2 separate regions of the Mus musculus genome follow, and region 2 is linked to region 1. Evidence: chromatin loops called from intact Hi-C (ENCODE). Cell type or tissue: heart. All regions are shown on one strand. Each heading gives the region's core, and the rest is flanking DNA. Links, peaks and the distances in the headings are about the cores only. Region 1 overlaps Mad1l1 (MAD1 mitotic arrest deficient 1-like 1). Region 2 overlaps Mad1l1 (MAD1 mitotic arrest deficient 1-like 1).

Evidence for each region. Peaks named below come from ENCODE experiments on the same cell type or tissue, not always from the same donor. Only the 100,000 strongest peaks of a DNase experiment are listed, where the experiment ranks them.
Region 2: it touches region 1 in a loop (2.1-fold over the local background); 2 of 42 quality-filtered maps call a loop at or near these places.

Annotation. Positions count from the first base shown.
Region 1 is chr5:140,139,076-140,141,984 of GRCm38, forward strand. The region is part of intron 12 of Mad1l1 (MAD1 mitotic arrest deficient 1-like 1); the gene reads right to left. Among named protein-coding and RNA genes, the nearest start is that of Gm30492, 45 kb to the left of the region's middle. In heart, for the core only: a CTCF peak has its summit at 1,337 (motif pointing left); DNase peaks (open chromatin) are centred at 1,326 and 2,456.
Region 2 is chr5:140,055,102-140,058,010 of GRCm38, forward strand. All of the region lies in intron 17 of Mad1l1 (MAD1 mitotic arrest deficient 1-like 1), which reads right to left. Among named protein-coding and RNA genes, the nearest start is that of Gm30492, 39 kb to the right of the region's middle. In heart, for the core only: no CTCF peak of the experiment used is centred there; a DNase peak (open chromatin) is centred at 1,390.

The DNA.
Region 1 (2,909 bases), core at 136-2,635:
ATGACAGCAAGGCCATAGGTCTTCATGTGAAGTACACAGTTGTTGGAGTTTGGTCTGTTGTTTGTTTGTTTGTTTGTTTATTTATTTGGTTTTTCGAGACAGGGTTTCTCTATATATCCCTGGCTGTCCTGGAACTCACTTTGTAGACCAGGCTGGCCTCGAACTCAGAAATCCGCCTGCCTCTACCTCACGAGTGCTGGGATTAAAGGCGTGTGCCACCATGCCCGGCGTTTGGTCTGTTGTTTTGTACTGTAATGAGAAACTCTGTACCCAAAGGTCTAGGCCTACGAGGATATTCTCATGTTTACAAGCTTTTGCTGTGCAAACCTTGTTCCTTGATTTAAAACAATTGGTTAAATAAGATTGGCTATGGACAATTACTGGAGGAACTTCTAGTAGGTAGGTTTGGAGTTCCCTTGTTGGGGGTGGAGAAGAGAGAGGTGTGAGAAGAGGCCAGGAGGAAAAGGAAGAAGAATAAGAGGAGAAGAGGAAGCCACCATAAGAGGAGATGGGGCCATGGCGTAGTCAGGAGAAACAGCAAGTATCTGGGGTATCCCACTAGAGAGGTAGCCAGGCCAGCAGTTAGAAGAGTAAATTAGGGTGACCCCCAGTAACTGTCAAAGCCAAATAAAATAACCATAGTCCGAGTCTCATTTATTCATAAGCTAGCTGGAGATAAGCTTAAAGTGGTTGTACAACATTCAGGGGCTGGTGATGACCAGGGTCTGGGCTTTAAACAGCAAGCTGTATGGCTTCTGTAGGAACAGCTTCCTGGCTCACTGTGGCAGGGATCTTTCCTACCAGTCATCCTCATAAGTCACCTTAAATCCCCAGAACTGACTCAGGACATACCCCTCCTGACTCACCAAGGCCCCAGGAGCCCACATCTGCCTGTCCAGAGGCAACTTCTTCTTCCTTTGGCCTATGTATAGCTTGCCTTCTACGACAAAGTAAGACTGTTTGCCCATCTCCCTTCTCACTAAATGGAGACTCACAGGAAACCCAGCTGTACACTGGACTCTACAGAGCAGGTAACAGAATGGAAAGGAGTCGTGCTGAGGGAGGGAGTAACCTCCTAAATCCAAGCTCCAAGATAGCTGGGAAGTCGAAAGCCAAGGCCAGCCTTGGCCAAAGCTAAGGTCCTTCCAAACTCCCTCCACAACAGACCACTCAGCTGTGGGACTCTCACACCTGCCTGCTCCTTGCCTCTGATCAATATGTGCCCAGGTCCCCATTATTCCCTCCTCCAGGCCATCCTTTCCTGCATCTGACCTAACCCCCACCAGGCCAGTGGTGAGGCCCAGAAAGCAGTGAGCCTGTCTGCTGCCACCTGGTGGAGGCAGAAGGTGTATGGTTCCCCACTCCAGTGAATTAGGACCCCCTGGTTGGCTTCCTCCTCTAGACTGCTAAATCCAGCTACTATTCCATCCTCAAAGGGCTGGATCTGCCAGACCTTGTGCTCCTCAAGGGCCCTACAGTATGAGGAGGACTCTAGTGGGGACAGGGAATTCTGTGATTGACTGGGCACAACTGTCTCTCAGTGACTCCTGTGAAAATGCGGCAAGTGTCTGAATACATGGCCACTCTAGACAGCAAAGGTTGCATACCCAGCATAAATAGCAGAGCCACAGGCTGAGGAGAAAAGCCACTAGGGCTCTGCTCACAGGAGCCTAACTCACCACAGCCATGATACCAGCACACCTAGGCCCAAAGGAGGAAGGTCACTGAGGGCCAGCCTGCTTCAAGAGGCCAGAGTGCCCATGCATAGGAGGACCAACTGTAACAGGAATCTCCAAGGTGTGTATGTTGGGGAGGGGGGCTCCTCACCCTCCCTCATCTGGACTAAACTGATGAACACTCACAGTGACGATGACTATGAAATAGCAAGAGCACCTTGCTCCACCCAGCTGAGCCTCCAACTGGCTTTCCCATAACCCTGGGACACAAAACAGGAGGAAGAACCTGCCAACCTTACATCCTGCAGGGAAAGGTAGGGTGCTTGACATATACCCATGAGCAGGGTGACAGCGAGATGCTGACAGGGAGCATATATCTGCTGGAGCTGAATCCTGACAACACTGGTCACTTGACACAAAACATTGGCTGTGCCCTGACGATCATCTTCCTAAGGACCTATGTGGAATGCATATGGCAGCACAGATGAGATCTCTCAGTGAGAAAATACCAGGGAGCTGCAAGGTGTCAGAGAGCAGACCCACAAATCTCTCCTCGTTGGCGTTTCTCATGGAGCTAAATGTGCTGTAATAAAACAACTATTAACACACTTACATTGATGATGGCACAGCTCACTAGAACCCCAGTTAACCTTTCAGATGAGGCTGGAGAGCTGGGTTGTGGCAGCTCACAGCAGCCCCAGTGGATTGCACTCCTGGCTACTGGCCACCTGTGAGACATTGGAACAAGTGTGCAGCCAGAGAGTGGAGTGGGGAGATAAGCGCAGGACCCAGGCAGGTTCCACAACTCGTGTGACTTGCTTTATTCTGCCAAGAGTGTCAGTGAGGGATTCTCCTCCGTGCAGGGACAGCATAGGCCCAATGTGCCTGGTGAGAATCTCATGGGCAGAAAGAACAAGCAGCCAGCCTGGATTGTGGCCTCTTCATATGGCACAGCCTTGCCACAAGCCATCGCCAGAGCTGAAGCTCAGCAGCTCCCACTCTAGTCATGCCCCAGTCTTGCCCCAGTGAGACCTATAGCTGTCCTCTGAGCTGTGAATCCAAAGGTGCTTCCTGACTTTCCCAGATAGGTTACAGCAGTGTCATGCATTTCTGATTGCTTCCTCATGGGATCCCACACCTAAAATGCTACTGCACTTTGTAGTTATCATGGGTTTGATTTATATATTTACTTGTTTGTTTGTTTGTTTGTTTGTTTTTCAATAACTAAGAATT
Region 2 (2,909 bases), core at 172-2,671, 84 kb before region 1:
GGGGACCCAAAAAGGCAAATTCAAATTAAAGTGTCTATCTAGATCTCATTGTTATCTTGGCAGACAGGAAGCCTCCAGAAGCCGGCCTCTGCCAACAGGAGCCTGTGAATGGGCCTGATTGCCTGTCAGGGGGGAAAGAGGGAGGGCGAGAGCGGTGGACTGCCTTCTCTACCCAATGCTCTGTCTCTCCCAGGGCCTGTTGGACAGCTGCCTGTCACCCACTTTTGGCTGAACTGCCCCCGCACAGGGACCAGAGGGCCCTTCTTCTTGCTTACACAGAAGGTCAGGTCGCATGTGGCACAGAGTGGAGCAGTGAGGAAGCTGAGTTACCACAGAGACATCGGTACAAAGCTGCAAGCCCTGAGAAAGAATAAACCTTCCATGGCAGCCTCTCTTCAGACAGTGTTCCTTCTAGCAGTGGCGTCTTTAGGGGGCCAGGGGTGGGAGCAGTAGCCAACATGGTGCTTGGTACCTGGGATAGCATTCAACTGGCCAGGACCTCACCTTTGATTCCAGCTTCAGCACCAAGGGAGGGACAGCTCCCAAAGCAGTGGCTGCAAATCCCAGCTCCTAAAGTGGGCACAGGCAAACCCAGAGCAGTACAAGTAGGGTGTGGCACACAGCTACATCCAGAGGTCTGCTTCATCCTGCACTCCTTTCCCTGCTCTTCCAAATCTCCCTTTCTGGGCTCCACGGTGGCCTACAGCAGTGGCCTGTGCCCTGTGCATTGTGACCCCTTGGGAGTCAAATGACCCATTCACAGGGGTCACCTAAGACCTTTGGAAAACACAGATACTTATATTATGATTCATAACAGTAGCAAAATTACAGTTATGAAGTAGCAATAAAAATAATTTTATAGCGGGGGGTCGGGGGAATGTTACCACAACACAAGGAACTGTATTAAAGGGTCTCAGCATTAGGAAGGTTGGGAACCACTGGCCTACAGCTGTGAGTGATCAGACAGTCACTCCACCCCCATTGTTTCCATGATCCTATGAATGCAAAGAGGGTAGGAGGAGGGTAGAGAGATAGAAGTCTGATGTGCACGGAGGGCAGCTTCTGGGTGAGCAAGGAGACCCTCTCTAGAGTGGAACCCCATCAGTGTCAGAGTCCACTGTGTCCCAGCTGCTGCCAGCAATGCCCAAGGCTCTATCTCCTTATCCCACCAGACAGAAAACATACCCTTCCCATCTTTGGGTTTCACTTCCCCATTGGCCCACCCTGTTCCTAACTCTGCTCTAATCCTGGCCACTTATGATGTTCTTTTAGATCTGGTGACATTTGAGAAAGCTCTATGGTGACCTGGCAGAAGCAGGAATGCTTGGCTAGAATGTGACCCTGGAGTGTCCGGGACACAGGCACTGCTGTGAGAAATCTGCCAAGCTGGGTGCATGCTGGCAGGCTGGCTGGGTGGATAGCACTGCTCTGCCACCATTGCCACTTCCACAGCAGCACTAATAACAGCCAGTAGCTAAAGAAGGCCATGTGTTCCCGGCTTTTGCTCTTTAGGCTGTTGGCTGTTCTACTAGGGACAGCCCCAGGATGAAATCTCGGTGTCCCTTATTGAGCCCAGGATTCCTCACTCAGCCTCTTGCTCTGTTGCTTAGGAAGGCGCTGTGAGACAGAACAGCTGGGGCTGGGGTGAGCCACAGCCAGCAGAGGAGGTGGAGAAGGTGGGCTATAGTGGGTGCCACAGTGGGAGTCACGGCAGCAGACAAAGGTTTGATCATGGTGGGAGCCAGGAAGACAGAGGGAGGGGGCAGACCATAGTGGGAGCCACAGCAACATAGAGGATAAGGACTTGGCTGTGGTAGCCTGAGTCAGAGGTAGGACCTTCAAGCTGCCCCCGGTAGTAGTGATCTTTCCTTTGTGCATGACACTAAGGGCCTCTAACAAACTCTCAAGAGGTCCTGTGGGTGCCCATAACCTGGGCCTAATCTCTGCCCACACCAGGAAGTTGAGGGTGGTTGCTTTGTCCCTTTCTCAGGCTCTTTGTTCTTTGAGTACCTTCCACAGCTTTTGTCCCTGCTATGCTATGGAGGAAGATGGACAGGGCACTTGGCCCATCCAGTGCACACCCACTGTGTGAGCACCAGGTGGAGGCTGGGTGAGTGTAAGCTGCAGGAGGCTGAGGGATACATATGGGCTAATCCATGAAGTGGGGCTGTGGGTGGGCCTGACAATGTGCTGCCCTGGGATGGATGGACCGCTTCCTGACTCCTGAGTAGTACAAAGGACACATGTCGATCACTACCTGGTTTCCCCTACTTTGTTCTTATCACTTGTCCCGTGGCCTGACCATTGATGACAAGGAGCTGAAGGCAGGGCTACCTGCCAGCGTAGACATGCTATCCCTAGGTATATAATAGCAGAGCCATGGCCACACAGGGCCCCAGGCCAAGGCAGTGCTCTCTGAGAACTGGAGCTGCTCCCCATCGCTGTCTGTCCTGTAGCACCTTACCCCAGTGGACTTGGAACACCTCACAGGCTAAGCTTCCTGTAGGGCATTGGGGGGTGACTTAGGGCCAAGACAACAAGACTTTCAGAGCTTCTTCTATGAGCAACTGTACCTCCCTGGGAACCTGGGGCGTCATGCCTGATCTGTGTGGGATGGATGGAGGAAGCATAGCAGGCAGGCAAATTTGCTCTGTGTGTTTACAAGGCTGCTTCAAAAGGCAGAGGCAAGGCAGCTATGAAGGTCACATCTACACTACAGTGGAAATGTGAAAGCTTCATCAGGGAGCGATAAACCCTGAGCAAATCTCAGCCCATGCCCATATACCACCCTGGCTGGATGCAGGCCTTTGCCTGGCTAGCCTACACCTCTTTGGCAGGAGCCATGGCCACAGACACCCAGCCTGCTCTCATCATGGAACAGTGAGCACAGGGCTGGTAAGAATGGTATC